2 separate regions of the Homo sapiens genome follow, and region 1 is linked to region 2. Evidence: chromatin loops called from intact Hi-C (ENCODE). Cell type or tissue: tibial artery. All regions are shown on one strand. Links, peaks and the distances in the headings refer to the core of each region. The heading gives the core; the rest is flanking DNA. Region 1 overlaps FCHSD2 (FCH and double SH3 domains 2). Region 2 overlaps FCHSD2 (FCH and double SH3 domains 2).

What was found. A loop is a pair of places that touch in the nucleus more often than their neighbours do. Peaks named below come from ENCODE experiments on the same cell type or tissue, not always from the same donor. Only the 100,000 strongest peaks of a DNase experiment are listed, where the experiment ranks them.
Region 1: a loop joins it to region 2, with 2.1 times the contacts of the local background. A loop is called at or near these places in 2 of 110 quality-filtered maps.

Annotation. Positions count from the first base shown.
Region 1 is chr11:72,859,789-72,868,640 of GRCh38, forward strand. It overlaps FCHSD2 (FCH and double SH3 domains 2), which reads right to left. Exons shown (of 20, transcript NM_014824.3): 13 at 8,077-8,238. Among named protein-coding and RNA genes, the nearest start is that of ATG16L2, 50 kb to the left of the region's middle. In tibial artery, for the core only: no CTCF peak of the experiment used is centred there; no DNase peak of the experiment used is centred there; H3K27ac peaks cover 2,500 bases.
Region 2 is chr11:72,921,355-72,930,206 of GRCh38, forward strand. It overlaps FCHSD2 (FCH and double SH3 domains 2), which reads right to left. Exons shown (of 20, transcript NM_014824.3): 9 at 474-596. Among named protein-coding and RNA genes, the nearest start is that of ATG16L2, 110 kb to the left of the region's middle. In tibial artery, for the core only: a CTCF peak has its summit at 3,399 (motif pointing right); a DNase peak (open chromatin) is centred at 4,397; H3K27ac peaks cover 948 bases.

The DNA.
Region 1 (8,852 bases), core at 3,953-6,452, 60 kb before region 2:
TTAGGAAAAATAATCCTCAGAACTCACACAGGTCTGAGAATAACTCCTGCTCCCTCCTAAAAGAGTAAAAACTTCATAAGGCACAGGGCACCCAGTAGAGTATTAACATTAGTAAGGATACAGAACAGCTGTCCCCAATCTTTTAGGCACCAGGAACCAGTTTCATGGAAGACAATTTTTCCATGGACTGGACCCTTGGGGTACCATGAGGGAAGGTTTCAGGATGAAACTGTTCCATCTCAGATCATCAGGTATTAGATTCTCATAAGGAGGGTCCAACCTAGATCCCTTACATGTGAAGTTCACAATAGGGTTTATGCTTCTCTGAGAATCTAATGCTGCCTGCTGGTCTGACAGGACGCAGAGCTCAAGCAGTAATGCTCCCTCTCTGGCCACTCACCTCCTGCTGTGTGGCTCAGTTCCTAACAGGCCATGGACCGGTAAAAGGTTCGTTCCAGTCTAGAAGACTAGAACAATACTATAACCAACCTGACTTAATTGACATTTATAGAACATAACCCCTAACAATAGCAAAATATACATTCTTTTTTTTAAGAACACATGTAACAGTTACCAAGATATACGTTTATACTGGGTTACAAAACAAAGCTCAAAAAGTTTAAAAGGGTTCAAGTATGTTATTTGACTACAATGGAAATAAACTAGAAATAAAAAACAAAAAGCTATCTGGAAAAATCTCCAAATATTTGGAAATTCAGTAACACACTTTTAATTACCCATCAGTCAAAAGAAGAAATTAAAACATAAATTAGAGGCCAGGTGCAGTGGCTCACTCCTATAATCCTACCACTTTGGGAGGCTGAGGTGGGTGAATCGCTAGAGCTCAGGAGTTCTAGACCAGCGTGGGCAACATAGTGAGACCCCATCTCTACTAAATATACAAAATTTAGCTGGGCGTGGTGGTGCTGGGAGGCTGAGGCATAAGAATCACCTGGGAGGAGGAGGTTGCCGTCAGCTGAGATTGCATCACTGCACTCCAGCCTGAGTGACAGAGCAAGACTCTGTTTGAAAAAAAAAAAAATGTAAATTAGAAAATATTTTGAACTGGATAAAAATGATGACACAACATACCAGAATTTGTGCAATGGACCTAAAGCAATACTTACAGGGAAATGTTTAGCACTTAATGCCAATATTCAAAAAGAAGAAAACTCTCAAATCAATGACCTCAGTTTCTATCTTACAAATTAGAAAGGAGAAAATTAAATCCAAATTGAACAGAAGAAAAGAAATAATAAAATCCTGAGTAGAAATCAAGAAAATAGAAAAGAGAAAAACGAGGGAAAAATCAATAAAATCAAAAGCTGATTCTTCATAGAGATCCATATAATTAATAAACCTCTAGCAGAATGATCAGAAGAGAGGAGACATGACCAATATCAGGAATGAGGTGATATCTCTACTAATTTTCCAGATAATCAAAGGATAAAGGAATATTATAAACAACTTTGTGCCAATAAATCTGACAACTTAGATGGAATGGACAAATTCCTTAAAAGAGACAACTTACCAAAGTTCACTCAGAAGAATAACCTTAATAACCCTGTATCTACTAAAGAAATGGAGTCTATTATTTAAAAACTTCCAAAAAAAAAAAAAAACTCCAGGACCAGATAACAGCCCTGGTAAATTCCACTAAACATTTCAGGAAGACGAAATTCCATACAATTCTACACAAGGCTTCCAGAAACTTGAAGAGGAGAGGATACTTTTCAAATCATTTGGAGACAAGCATTGTAACAAAACCAGACAAGAATACTACAAGGAAATGAATGGAGATGGAAGCATGCTTATCAGAGTCCTAGCAAACCAGTTCCAATCAATATATAGAAAGGATAGGCCGGGCGCGCTGGCTCATGCCTGTAATCCCAGCACTCTGGGAGGCTGAGGCGGGTGGAGCAACTGAGGTCGGGAGTTCAAGACCAACCTGACCGACATAGAGAAACCCTATCTCTACTAAAAAAATATAAAATTAGCCAGGCATGGTGGCATATGCCTATAATCCCAGCTACTTGGGAGGCTGAAGCAGAAGAATCGCTTGAACCTGGGAGGTGGAGGTTGCGGTGAGCTGAGATCATGCCATTGCACTCCAGCCTGGGCAACAAAAGCGAAACGCCGTCTCAAAAAAAAAAAAAAAAAAGATAATATATCATTACCCAAGTGGGGTTTACCAGGAATGTGAAGCTGGTTTAATATCTGAATAATCATCAATGCAATTACACCATATTAGCAGACTAAAAAAGAACCATTTGACAAGATCCAACATCCATTTCTATTAGCAAACAAAATAGAAACAGAAGAAACTTCTTTAACATGATAAAGGGCATCTACAAAAACCCTACTGCTAACTTCATACTTAATGGTGAAAGACTGAATGCATTCTTGCTAAAAGTTCAAGAACAAGGCAAGGATTTCTGTTGACTCTCACCACTTCTATTCAGCAATTTTATAGTAAGAAGGAAAAAGGAATCCAAATAGGAAAGGAATAAGTAAAACTGTCTTTATTTGCAGGTGACACGGTTATATAGAAAATCCTATGGATTTACAAAAAAGCTACTAGAACTAATAAGTGAGTTTAGCAAGATTGCAGGATATAAGATCAATATACAACAATCAACTGTATTTTTATGGATCAGCAATGAACAATTGGAAACTGAAATTTAAAAAATCATTTACAATAGCACCAAAATTATGAAATAGGGGTAAGTCTGACAAAGGATATGCAAGATCTATCTACTGAAAACTACAAAACATTGCTGAGAGAAATTAAAGTCCTAAATAAATGGAGAAGTATATTATGTTCATGGATTGGAAAACTGAATATTGTTAACATGGCAATGTTATCTTCCAGTTGATCTATGCAGTCATCATAATCCTAATAAAAATCCTGATAGGCTTTTTGGGGTAGAAAACCAATTTTAAATTCATATGGACATGCAAAGGACCTAGAATACCCAAAACAACTTTGATAAAGAAGAAAGTTGGAGGACTTACACTACCTGAAGTCATGACTTATTATAAAATTACAGTAATTAAGTCAGTGCAATACCGGCATCAAGCTGGACAAACAGATCAATAGAACAGAACAAAATGTCAAGAAACAGACCCATACATATATGATTAATTTTTTTTTTAAAGAGACTTGCTCTGTTTCCCAGGTTGGAGTGCAGTAGCACAATCATAGTTCGCTGTAACCTTGAACTTCTGGGTTCAAGATACCTTCTTGCTTTAGCCTCCTGAGTAGCTAGGACCGCAGGAATGTACCACAATGCCTGGCTAGTTGAAATTTTTTTTTTTCTTTTTTTAGAGACAGGGTCTACTATGTTGCTCAGGCTGGTCTCAAACTCCTGGCCAGAAGTGATCCTCCCACTCAGCCCAATGTGTTGGGATTACAGGCATAAGCCACTGTGGCAGGCCTGAATAACTGATTTTTGACAATGATGCAAAGGCAATTCAGTGGCGAAAGGACAGTTAAAAAAAAAAGTTCAAAAAAGGGACAAAGAACTCTGACTTATTCTGTTTACCATAATAAAAGATAAGCTCATGCTGAATTACAGATTTAAATGTAAAACCTAAAACTATAAAACTTCCAGAAGAAAACCTAGGAGAAAATCTTTATGACCTTGGTTTTAGGCAAAGATTTCTTAGCTACCACACCAAAAATATGATCCATAAAAGAAAAATTGGTAGGTTGGACTTCATTAAAATTAAAAATTTGTGCTCTTTGAAAGGTATTAAGGAAATAAAAAAATAAGCCACAGACTAGAAGAAAATTGCATAAATCAAATATCTGATAAAGGATTTGTATTCAGAGTATAAACTCTTAAAATGCAATAAAAATAAAACAAACCCAATAAAAATTAAACAAAGATTTGAACAGACACTTCACCAAAGAAAATATACAGATGCAAATAAACATATGAAAAGATGATCAACATTATCAGAGAAATGGAAATTAAAATGACAATGATTTACAACATCACACCTATTAGAATGTCTAAAGTTAAAAAGACTGACTATAGTAAGTACTGATAAGGTTGTGGAACAACTGAAACACTAGTACCCCGTTGATGTAATTGTAAAATGGTATAACCACTTTGGAAAACAGTTTGTCAGTTTCTTAAAATGTTAAATATATACCTATTATATGACCCAGCCAAAGCATATGATCTTAGCAGTTTTAGAAACTCCTTATCTTACCCTTATCTCCAACATCATTATTAAGCATGGTTCTCACAACAACCAAAGTCAGAATTTATTTATATGCAACTCTGCAGATGTTCATACTCTAAGTGAGGCTGTACAACAGAGTAGACTGGCAGTTTGCCCTTGCACATTAGTTGGGGAAAGTGGCTGAAAACGGGGAAGTGATGTTAACATTGTGGGCTATAGTTTGAAAATGTAAGCAATAAAAGAACAGGGTGGGCATAGTGGCTCATAAATAAAAGATTAGAAAAAATAAAAATATGGACTGGGTGTGGTGGCTCATGCCTGTAATCCCAGCACTTTGGGAGGCCAACGTGGGCGGACTGCTTGATCCTAGGAGTTTGAGACTAGCCTGGGCAACATGGTGAAAAATACAAAAATTAGCTGGGCATGGGGGCATGAGCCTGTAGTCCCAGCTACTCAGGAGGCTGAGGCAGGAGGATCCATTGAGCCCCAAAGGTTGAGACTGCAGTGAGCCATCAACAGCACCACTGCACTCCAGCCTGGGCGATAGAGGGAGACCATCTCCAAACAAACAAAAATACACATTATGTTGTACACCATAAATATATACAATTGTTTGTCAATTAAAAAATAAATAAATAAGAGTAAGGAAATACACCAAATTGCTAGCTGTGCTATTATAAGGATGGAGCTATTAATCATTTTCTTCTGTATTGTATTTTCCAATTTTTTGGTAATCTGCTTATATAACTTCTTCTATTGCAGAATTAATATAATATCAAAAGTCAGGTTGTCATCTTGGTATGGCTTTTGAATAAGAGAAGCAGGATGATAAGAGAAGGGAGGCTGAGTGACACAGGCTGATGGGGTTGCTGGCAGCAATCTAACAGGGGAAGCTGCATGCAGGCTCCAGACACCTGCAACTGAGTAACTGTGTCAGTGGACTGTTCTCCTTTAAAAACAACGTTGCTATACTCTGGGATTCCTTTTTTCCAATCTTACATTCTGTACTATAGCATGATACAGAAGGCAGAGTTAATACCCAAGTAAGTATAGTTCCTTCCTTATTCTATAAGGGAGTAGTCTGTGTCTTTTTAAAACATTTATCTTCCACAAGGCACTTTTCAGTTGCACTATTAATGTCTAACAGTAGTATTAATCATGTTTTCCAGATGACGAATGCTTTTGTTGGCAGCTGTAATGGAAGAAATAATTTAGCCTCTAGAATGTGCATTTCTGCTTCATGTTCCTCAGCCAGCTAGCTGTCAGTATGAAGAGATACAACCCCCTCTAAATAATTTCAGTGCTGTTACTTAAAAGCAGATTAAATAAATATAGGTCCTCATTAAGCTATTTTGTGCCTATGTCTCTCCTTTATTTATATTATTAGATCTTCCACAAAATGTAATCTCTCAGTTGAAAGATGCAGGCTCCATAAGAGTGATGAGGGGGAAGAAAAACGTCGGATGGAATTGCAAAATGCTCCCTTCACAGAGGATATGTATGTCTCTAGAGGAGTGATTTCTCTGGACAGGTCTCAAAAATACTCATTTATTCAATGCTTACTACTACTGTACTAGGCACAGCTCCTTCATTCCCTTCCTTCACAACGAGAACAGCCCTTCTTCTTTATCTCCTGTTAAAATTCTTCAAAGACTATCTCAAATGACATATCCTCCATGGGGCACACTTTCTTCCCTATTCTTCTAGCTGATATTGAGCTTTTCTGATAGTATTTCAAAGAATCATGAGATTCTGGAGTTGGTGGGGGTGGGGAGTGGGAATCTCAGAGTCTTTTAATCTTTCTTTCAGAAACCCAAGAGAAGTGACTTTTTCCAAGGTGTGCAGATGAGTTAGAAGTAAGCAATCTCAAGTGTGCTACACAGTAGTCCAGTCATACACTGCCATGTATCATTAAGATCTATGAAGATCTGTCTGGTCTCCTAGCTTGTAAATTCTATGAGGAGGGAGACCAAGTTTTGTTCATCTTCAGTTTGCCCAGGAAGTAAGTACAAAGTTAGATGGTATGTGCCTGCTCAGTTCAAAGTCAGATGGTATATGGCCCCTCAATTGATTTGGTTAGAAAAGGTGCTAGCTGAAGGAAAATCATGGGTTTGATTGGTTGGAAACAGTCCTGCTGTAGAAGCCCAAATCAAGTGGGCCTGGAATTTGCTGTCATCAAAAACTCTACAACAGTCTGAAGTAGATGAGCATTATGACTTTTAGAAAGTGCAATAGTAGGAGATATTCCATGAGATGGAGCAACTCTGTTCTGTTTTTTGTTTTGTTTTGTTTTTTTTGTTTTTTGAGACAGAGTTTCACTCTTGTCACCCAGGCTGGAGTGCAATGGCATGATTTTGGCTCCCTGCAACCTCTGCCTCCCGGGTTCAAGCGATTCTTCTGTCTCAGTCTCCTGAGTAGCTGGGATTATGGGCGTCTGCCACCATGCCTGGCTAATTTTTGTATTTTTAGTAGAGACAGCGTTTCACCATGTTGGCCAGGCTGGTCTCGAACTCCTGACCTCAGGTGATCCATCTGCCTTGGCCTCCCAAAGTGCTGGGATTACAGGTGTGAATCACCATGCACGGCCAGAGCAACTCTGTTCTAATAACAACTGGGGAAGTGCTTACAACCCCAAAGTCAAGTGGGTGATGTTTCTTTTTCCCTCTAGCTGGATTAACATTAATAGTTAAATGAAAATAAAGCTTCAATAGATTGTTTTTCCTTAAAATGTAGACCCACACACAACCCTTTTTAAATGTGCAAGTGTATTCTCATTAGAAAATTAGAATGCTATGTGAAAAAATTGACAAAACTTCCAAGAATGTTGAAAAATTTTCGTCAGTTTCGCTAGCAAGCCTGCCTGATATCTGAAGAGCACAAGCATTTAAAGAGGCACTATGAAGACAGTGGGAAGTTGGGAGGTTAGAGTTTTAGCTTTTAGTTTGCCACTATTCCAACTAGCCACTCACCCATCCAACCATTCACTCCTTCCTTCAAAAATATTTAAGTACCAACTATGTGTCAGGCACTTTGCTGTGCAGAGCAGAGAACCAGGAAGATATGGCAATTACATTCTAGAGAGGAAGACAACAATAAACAAAAGAAAACAAATAAAGAAGGCAAGTTCAAACTGTAATAAATACCATTGAGGAAATAAACAGGATGACAGAGAGTAATGGGTGGGGAGGTGACAGTAGGAATTACATTAGTCTGACTAGCAAGGCATCACATATCCAGCTATGTAATATCAGGCAAATCAACCGAATTTTTCTGGTACTTAGATCTCCAACATGAAAAACTAAGGTTGAACCAGATGACATCAGAGTAGAAAAAGCCCTGGACTTGAAGTAAGGAGACTTAAGCTGTGTCCTGGCCTTGTCTGTAAAACTCACCTACACTCTCTCTATGTGAGGAGAATATGAAAGCTGTCAAGAATTGAAGTCACCTTCAGACTAAGCCCACGTACTAAGAAGAACATTCCTTTCACTTAAGATTTTGTGCAAATCTCTGGATGTTTATTTTCATTTTCACTAAAGAAGACCTCTGAGAACTTCAGAGACACTAGATTGTTTTCTATTCTATTACTTCCAGACACGAAGCATATTTACTCTATGAATGGGATGAGTTTGGTAGATAGGCATCGATAACCCAAATAGTGATAACATATTCTTCATCATACATTAAAAAAAACACTCATTTTTTCCTCTCTTTCACTTCCCGCAATAATTTTAAATCAATTAGTGATAGGCTGAAGAATAAAACCTAAATCACTAGCAAACTATTATCTTTTTAAAAAATTTTGGCTATTATTAAGTTTGACTACAGAGTCAAAGCATGCTTCAGTGAAAATCAACTTGTCATATCCAAGAAAAGAAATCGTACCGAGTGTAAAGTGCCATTACTGGTCACTGCAGGAGGGCGGGCCCATCGCTCATTTTCCAGTTCTTCCATTACTTGGTTCATGGCACTCTTTAGCCATGTGTCCACAGAAACACCAATCTGCTTTAGCAGGTCCAACCGGGCTTCAGCTTTCAATTTAATTATCTAGAGAACCAAGAAAATGGTCGGAAATCAAGGCTTTTATTATTCACAATAGCAAAGATAAGGAATCAACCCAAATGCCCATCAATGATCGACTGGATAAAGAAAATGTGGTACATATACACCATGGAATACTATGCAGCCATAAAAAGGACAGAGATCATATCCTTTGCAGGGACATGAATGCAGCTGCAAGCCATTATCCTCAGCAAACTAAGGCAGGAACAGAAAACCAAACACTCCATGTTCTCACTTGTAAGTGGGAGCTGAACAATGAGAACATACGGACACATGAGTGGGGGAGAACAACACACACTGGGGCCTGTCAGAGGGCGATGGGTGGGGAAGGAGAGCATTAAAAAGAATAGCTAATGGAGCTGGGCTTAATAGCTAGGTGATGGGTTGATCTGTGCAGCAAACCACCATGGCACACATACCAGGATTACTTTTGCACCACCCTAATAACAAACCCGCACATCCTGCACACGTATCCGGGAACTTAAAAGTTGAAAAAAAAATTAGCTAGGCATGGTATCATGGGCCTGTAGTCCCAGCTACTTGGGAGCCTAAGGTGGGAGGATCACTTGAACCCAGGAAGGGGAAGTTGCAGTGAGGGG
Region 2 (8,852 bases), core at 2,366-4,865:
GACTGCTGTCAAAGAATGACAGCATATAGATAGTAGGGCTTAATTTGAAAAAAACCCAAGACACTGTTGTTTTTATATCAATTACAAAACGCTCCTTTTCCCTTCGTGCTCTTTTAGTACTCTTTGTACTGACACATGACCTGTTGTTTCCCCCATGTGAGCAGAGTGCATTTAAACTCTGAGTAGAATACAAAACTGTTTAAACCCTTCTCAAAGGCAATGCACATGGCAATGGGCCAATGTTCTAAGCTACCTTGTATCAGCACCTCTCTTTTTGCCCTTGGTGCCATCTTCAACTCATCAACAAGGAGAACAGAATCTCCTCCAACTTTGTTAGAAGGAATGCTGTTACCAGGAAATTTGTTCGTTAATGCATTCTTCTAATATCACTAGTACCTTCATTTTCTTTGTATGCAGAAATACTTTAGCTTCTAAGTTGGATAACACTACACGTTGCACTAAAGGTAACTTACCTTGCTGGAGTTTTCTAATAAAAACTGGAATGTGTTCTGCACAGCTTGGCATGTTTCTAGCTCAGTCCGGCTGAAGGCTATTAAATAATCCTTGAGATGATCATACACATTTCCATCAAGAGCCTGTAATAGAGGAGTAAATAAAAGAAAAAAAATTACAGTAAAGCCTTGACATATGATATCTTCTGCCTATGAGAAAAGTAGGTATGTTCAGTTTAAAATTTATTATTAATAATAAATGGACAAAAGATACAGATTGTAAGTAAATATGAACAGTTAACAATCACTTGAGAAAATGTTGAATCTCTCTAATAAACAGGAACTAAAAGAGGTAAGATCCAATATTGGTAAAGCTGTGGGAAAACAGGACACAACTTAGAGACAAAATGCGTGGGTTCTGATCTTTGCTCATCTGCTTAGGTGTAGGAGTTAAGTGAAATAATAAACGTGAAAGGATGCAGGTGCAGTGCCTGGAAAAGAGTAGACACTCTACAATAATCTCCGTTTTCCCCCAATCCATTATTGGTAGGATTATACATTGGTATATGTATATTTACTGAACAGCAGTGACAGAAAAAACACAATAGAAATATTAAAAAAAGAAAAGTGACTCAGAGATACTGCTTTGGGGAAGAAAACCCAGTGTAATATCTATGAAGGGTTGGAAACATTCTTATTTCCTTAAACATTTTGTAACAGGGATCTTTGAAATAAAAAAAAAGGAGAGAAAATCACTGAACATTTGAGGAATGATTAAGCTATGATGTGTACTGTCACCAAAATAAAAACCGTGGAAACTGTATAGATGACAAGTATGTATCAAATAATTTTAGGTTAAAAAAACAGAATATACATATGACATATACACTAGCAATAACTATGGAAAAATATAATAATAATAATTAATAATAATCAAGGTTCTGAAGTCTTGCCAATCAGTAGAGGTAAAAATTGAGGTAAAATTCACCCAATATAAGTCACCATTTTAATAATTTTAAAGTGTACAACTCAGTGGCTTTTAGTACACTGACAAAGTTGTTTAACAATTTCCATTATCTAATTCCAGAACATTTCCACCACTTCTCCAAAAACACTGTACCTGTTAAGTGGTCATTCTCCATCCCTTCCTTCCCCCAGCCCCTGGCAACCACTAGTCTGCTTTCTACCTCTATGGATTTGCCTACTCTGGATATTTCATATAAATCAAATCATATAATATATGACTTTTGGTGCCTGGCTTCTGTTGCCCAGCATAATATTTTCAAGGCTCATTGATTTATCAGTACTTCATTCCTTTTTACAGCTTAATAATATTCAGTTGTACCACATTTTGTTTATTAATCAGGTGATATAAATTTGCCTTTTCCCCATTTTTTGACTATTATAAATAATGCTGCAAAGTTAAAAAATAAATAAATAATGCTGCTATGAACATTTGTGTACAAGGTTTTGTTTGAGCACCTGTTTCCATTTCTCTTGGGAATATACCCAGGAATGGAATTGCTCGGTCATATGATAACTCTATGTTTAATTTTGAGGAACTGTCAAACTGTTTTCCAGTGACTGCAACATTTTACCTTTCTACTAGCAATGTATGAGGGTTCAAATTCTCCACACCCTTGCCAACACTTATTCTTTTGTATTTTGGTATTTTTTTTTTAAATTATGAAAGCCATATTAGTGATTAGGAACGGTATATCTTTGTAGTTTTGATTTGCATTTCTCTAATGACTATGTTGAGCAACTTTTCATGTGCTTATTTGGCCATTTGTATATCTTCTTTGGTGAAAAGCCTACTCAAGTCCTTAACTCATTTTTAAATTAGGTTGTCAGGTTGGGTGTGGTGGGTCACGCCTGTAATCCCAGCACTTTGAGAGGCTGAGGTGGGCGGATCAAGAGATCAGGAGTTCGAGACCAGCCTGGCCAAAATGGTGAAACCCCGTCTCTACTAAAAATACAAAAATTAGCTGATGTAGTGGCGTCTGCCTGTAATCCCAGCTACTTGGCAGGCTGAGGCAGGAGAACTGCTTGTACCCAGGAGGTGGAGGTTGCAGTAAGCCGAGTTTGTGCTATTGAAATACAGCTCTGCGTGACAGAGCAAGACTCAGTCTCAGAAAATAAATAAATAAATAAAGTTGTCTTTTTGTTGTTGGGTTGTAAGAATCCTTTATATATTCTGGATACTAGATTCTTACAATATGTATGATTTGCAAATATTTTCTCCCATTTTGTGGGCTGTCTTTTCACTTTCTTGAAAGTTTCTTTTGATGTACAAAAGTTTTACTTTTTTAAAAAAAGTGATAAGGTCTTGTCATGTTTCCCAGGCTGGACTCAAACTTCTGGGTTCCAGTAATCCGCCTGTCTCAGCCTCCTAAATAGCTGGGACCACAGGCACTCACCACTGCATCTGGCTTACAAGTTTTAAATTTTGATGCAGTCTAATTTAGCTATTTTTCTTTCTTTTTTTTGAGACAGAGTCTTGCTCTATTGCCCAGGCTGGAGTGCAGTGGCATGATCTCGGCTCACTGCAAGCTCTGCCTCCTGGGTTCATGCCATTCTCCTGCCGCAGCCTCCCGAGTAGCTGGGACTACAGGTGCCCGCCACCACACCCGGCTTTTTTTTTTTTTTGTATTTTCAGTAGAGACGGGGTTTCACCGTGTTAGCCAGGATGGTCTCGATCTCCTGATCTCGTGATCCGCCCACCTTGGCCTCCCAAAGTGCTGGGATTACAGACATGAGCCACCACGCCCCACCCAGCTATTTTTCTTTTGTTGCTTCTGTGTTGGTACTATATCTAAGAATCCTCAATGGAAGTCTTCCATTGTATCTTATGTTTGGCTGTTCCATTAAACTTTTTTTTTTTTTTTTTAAATACACAAATTCTGTCCCAAAAGCACTGAGTAATAAAGCTGCACCTTCTATAGTGCTTACACCACTAGATGACACCATTGAGCACTTCAAATTTAGGCACTGCAAATATTATTACTATGATTTCCATGTAATTATGTAACATAACCAGAGACACTGCTGGTGTTAAGTCTGAATAAATTTCCTGTATCAGGACATACTTTTCCTGAACTTGTTTAGAAAAAGAAACATATAACATCTTCTGATGTAAGGTTTCTACCTTAGAAATGGTCTTGGTGGACAATCATAACATGATTACATTTTGGCAGGAAACCATTGGAGTATTTTGAGTTCAGCAAATGGTAATACAGGCATCATGAGCTCAAAAAAAAATAAGGCATGGATTTTAAGGTGAACCATATACCCACACAGTTTCTATTATCTCAGTACAATATAAACAGTACCCACTGTGCCTAGGCTCTGTGCTAGCTGTATGGGTGCAAGTGAGAGGGAGGAGAAAAGTTGAAGAAAAGAAAATCAAAGTTCTGCTGGTACTTCTGTTTTTGACCTTACCATAATCAGGATCATTTCTGATTATAGATATTTCTTACTAAAGGCATTGTACTTTTAATTTTGATAGAAGTATATTACAAATCAGGAATTATACATTCACTCAGCTTCTTAAATCCTACTTTAAAAATTCCAGCTGGGTACAGTGACTTGTGCCTATGATCTCAGCTACTTGGGAGGCTGAGGCAGGAAGACTGTTTGAGCCCAGGAGTTTGAATCTGCAGTGATCTATGATCGTGCCACTGCACCCCAGCCTGGGCAACAGAGCGAGACCCTATCTTTAAAACAAACAAACAAACAAATAAATTTCTAAACACTTCATAAAGACATTCAAGAAGGAATTTGTTGCCACGGTGTATTTCACTTCAGCAATAAAACATATATTATCTCATCATGAGATAATAACTGACGCACGTATCCCAGGGTCCACCAGTAGACACGATTATCGAAATGGCTGCCAAAGCCTTACCAAAGTGATGGCAGTGGCTGCTGCCATCATGCCGGCTAGAGCAGGGAAGCATTGCTGGGGTTGCACACTCCATGGAGCCAGTGGCTACAGAGCCCTGCCCCTTCTGAGTTGGGACGGGAGCTGCCCAGGTACCACTGCAGTCGCTCAAACTGCACCTACAGACCCTGGCCTCCTGGTCTACGGAGCAGGCAGGAGCCCCACCCTCCTGGGACTGGCTACAGCTGACCAATCTGCAGCTGTGGATCCAAGCCTCCCTGTGCTCCTGGGGGAGGGCCGGGAAGGGCCCCCTGCCCCTGTCCCTGCTGGCTTGGGGATATCTGTTCCCGCTGCTTGGCCTCTCTCTTCTCCTGGAGCCCACTCAGATTAGTGGGGTTGGGGCTGAGCCCCAGGGCCCTGAATAGCAATGGGAGGCAGAGTCCTGGGCAGAAGAGGGTGGGTTCCCAGTAAGGCCCCACCTTCAGGCCAGGGAGGGCCTGAAGACTGGGGGCTGGACTGCCAGTCCAGCAGACTAGAGTGGGGACTGGTGGTGCCTCTTCTGGGCCTTCCCATGGCTGCCCATAGACCAATCCACACACACTTCCTCCATTCTGAGGTCCATAAAAGCCCTGGGCTCAGACAGAGCAGAGCAGAGGATGGCCAGAGGAGGAATAGGGTAGAGAGAGGATGGCATGACCAGTTGCAGAGAGGAGTATTCTCTCTGCTAATAGCTGGAGACGATGGGATGGCCAGCTGCAGAGAGGAGTACTCTCTCCATTGAGAGCTGCAGAGACAACTTGCCAGCAGAGAGGGGAGCTTCAGAGACCTGCAGAGACATCCCAATGACTTGCCTGTGGACAAAAGCCACCCTCTCCAGGGCCTCCTCTCTGCTGAGAGCTGAACACTCCAAGGGACGATATGCCTACAGAGAGGAGCTACTCACTCCTCTGAGCTGTTTTAACAGTAAATAAAATTCTTCTTTACCCTTCACTTGTCTGCCTACCGCATACTTCCAGGACACAGGACAAGAACTTGGGCAAAGGCACCATGGCCACAGAGGTTTCTAGCCAGAAAAACTGGCACCCCAGAGATCCCGTAACAAAAGGAGCTTGATTAGAAATACTGAACTTTTGTTGATAGTTTTGAATTTAGATGTAGAAGCATCTTTCTTCACTTAAGTTGGAAGAATGTCAGCCAGAATTATACAGATGTGCATTATTTAACATAAAAGAGTGAAAAAAATGGCGACTTGGTGCACTAGTAGTACCTAACTACTTATATGAAAAGGATTTACTTCCAACAGGGATTTGAACCACTCTTTTTAAAAAGGCAAATCCCTACTTAATAGTAATAAATCCTAGTTTTTACTATCTTAACAATTCACAAGCACAAAACAAATGTATTTCAGTCTTGCCCTCTCTTCTTTTCCGGGTAGGCAAAAAACCCTGTAAGCCTTTAAGGGTAAGGAAGATCCTTCAGATACGAGCTGCCTTCCATTTTCTAAGGTCTAACTAAACCAGATGTTCTCAACTTTAAGCATGCCTGAGAATCACTTCAGAGCTTATAAAAGCACAGATTGTTTCAGGGCAGTGAGGCCATTCTGTATGATACTACAATGGTGGATACATATCATTATACATTTGTCTAAACTGAGAATGTACAATACAAAGAATGAGCCCTAATGTAAACTGTGAATTTGGGGTGATGATGATGGTGTCAGTGTAGGTTCATCAATTGCAACAAATGTGCCACTCTGATGGGGGATGTTGATAGTGGGAGGAATTGTATGTAGGGGAAGGGAGTGTAAGGGAAATCTCTGTACCTTCTGTTCAATTTTGCTGTGGAACTAAAACTGCTCTAAACAATAAAGTCTGATTAAAAAAACAGTAACACAAATTGTTGGGCCCCACCCAGAGTCTCTGATTCAGCAGGCTGAAGATGGGCCCTAAGAGTCTGCATTTTCTAACAACTTGCCACTGGCCTGGGACCATACTTTGAAAACTACTGAACTGCACAGTTACTTTAGCTGACTAGGTTGAGCATTTATGTGGACTTAGATTCTGGTGACCCTCTGGAAGGAGAGTGGCTGCAGGCAGAGAAGCCTACCATCCTGAATAGGGTCAAGAGCACCAATAGGTACTGTTACTGTAGATGGATCAGCAGCTGTTTTCAACGGGGAATCACGCTCTACTTTAGATGCAAGACAGGAATGACCTTGAGCTCTGAAATCAGTTGGATGTGGGTTAGAATCCCAGAGCTTTTACTTACTTTATCATGTTAATGATTTTCTCATTTATAATTAGGGAAAGTGGGAGTACCACATACTCCACAGGACATAGTGAAGATAAAGGATAAAGGTAAAGGATGTGGTATAATGTTAGTCTTTCTTGCCTTGCTTTAAAATCATCAATGCATTGGCCACATATTGATAATGGTTAAAGCTGGATAATGAGTACGTGGGGGTCATTATACTGCCTTTTTTTTTTCCTTCAGTGTATGTTGGAAATTTTTCATAAAAAAGCATAAAGAAAACCTGAATAACATATTAGGGAAAAAAAATTCCACAAAATTTTTTTCAATGGCTCCCACTGTATATTTTGCAAAGTAGAAATTCTTTAGCAGGCATTGAAGATTCTTTACAATCTGGTCCCAACATAACTCTCTCTCATTAGCACCATCTCTCATCACTGTTCTCTGCATTATACTCTACTTCCCAACTATACTGAGTCATTTTGGAAAATGACATTCACTTTCATGTTCCCAAATAAGTTATTCTCTTGGCCTAGAATGTCCTTCCCCCCTTCTCTTCCACTTAAATACTTAAATGATAATGATGGTTAACACAGGCAACTGACATTTACTAACGGCTTACTGAGTTCCAAGTGCTTTACAAAACTGACTCAACTAGCTCTTCCTTAGCGTTTTCACAATATTCTTCTATGTGCTGTATGGGTATTATTGCCAATCATGGATTGAATCTTATTTAAGTAGGTGAGAGGAGGCCCAAGTGATCAGAAGCCACTTTCTTTTTTTTATTTTATTATTATTATACTTTAAGTTTTAGGGTACATGTGCACAACGTGCAGGTTTGTTACATATGTATACATGTGCCATGTTGGTGTGCTGCACCCAGTAACTCGTCATTTAGCATTAGGTATATCTCCTAATGCTATCCCTCCCCCCGTCCCCCACCCCACAACAGTCCCCGATGTGTGATGTTCCCCTTCCTGTGTCCATGTGTTCTCATTGTTCAATTCCCACCTATGAGTGAGAACATGCGGTGTTTGGTTTTTTGTCCTTGCGATAGTTTGCTGAGAATGGTGGTTTCCAGCTTCATCCATGTCCCTACAAAGGACATGAACTCATCATTTTTTATGGCTGGATAGTATTCCATGGTGTATATGTGCCACATTTTCTTAATCCAGTCTATCATTGTTGGACATTTAGGTTGGTTCCAAGTCTTTGCTATTGTGAATAATGCCGCTATAAACATACGTGTGCGTGTGTCTTTATAGCAGCATGATTTATAATCCTTTGGGTATATACCCAGTAATGGGATGGCTAGGTCAAATGGTATTTCTAGTTCTAGATCCCTGAGGAATAGAAGCCACTTTCAATGGAGATTAATCTTAAAATATCTTTTTCAGCTATCCAACACCCAGAATTCCCTGAATTTTAATTACCACCTCTGCAAGGCTGTGATACTCATTAACCTGCACATGAACTCATTTTCTGGTGGGTAAGATAGCTGGAGGCCTTCTGGCCTGGGTGGATTATTGCTAGTGTGCATAGAGTTAATGCAGGAGATACAAAAATTAAGAAACAGTTGGAATTCAAAGCACGGGAAGTGGATGATAACCCTATGATTTGCTCCAGCCCCCTGCCTTAAATTGCAATTGTCTGAACCAATGATGGCATCTAGAAATGAAGTTCAAAGCAATTCTGGGTAGTACTGTCTCAACATGGTTTGTGATTAGAAGGCAGATTGCATAAATATTTATATAGACTTTGATTAAAAAGCCAACGATCAGAATAAAAATTGTCCCAAAAATAGAACCAAAGAGCTTGAAAACAATTTTTACAAACTCCCCATCACAGTATTTAAAACACTATATTGAAACCATTTATATACATGTCAGATTTTCCCAAAAGACCCTTAATTCCTTGAGAACAGGCAGCACTTTCTTCCCTTTATCCTACCCTTAGCAGAGGCCTCTAATAAATGATTATTGAAATGAATCAAACTGAGAAGGGTCTGAGCTACAAAAGCAGACTCCAGTTGTGTAAGAGGGAAAGCACCAAAGAAACATTTTGAGAGTGAAGTAGAGAATGAGGCATTTATCTTAATTGGGTCACCTTTATTATGATGAAAAAAATAATATGTTGTGAAAGTTGATTATAAAAATTGGGTCATTCTTGTCATATCCAACTAAATCAATTGAGGGGCCAGGAGGAAAAAGCACTTAGGGCATATAATGTTGCTCCATGAATGTAATTCTCTGCAAGCCCGCTGCTGA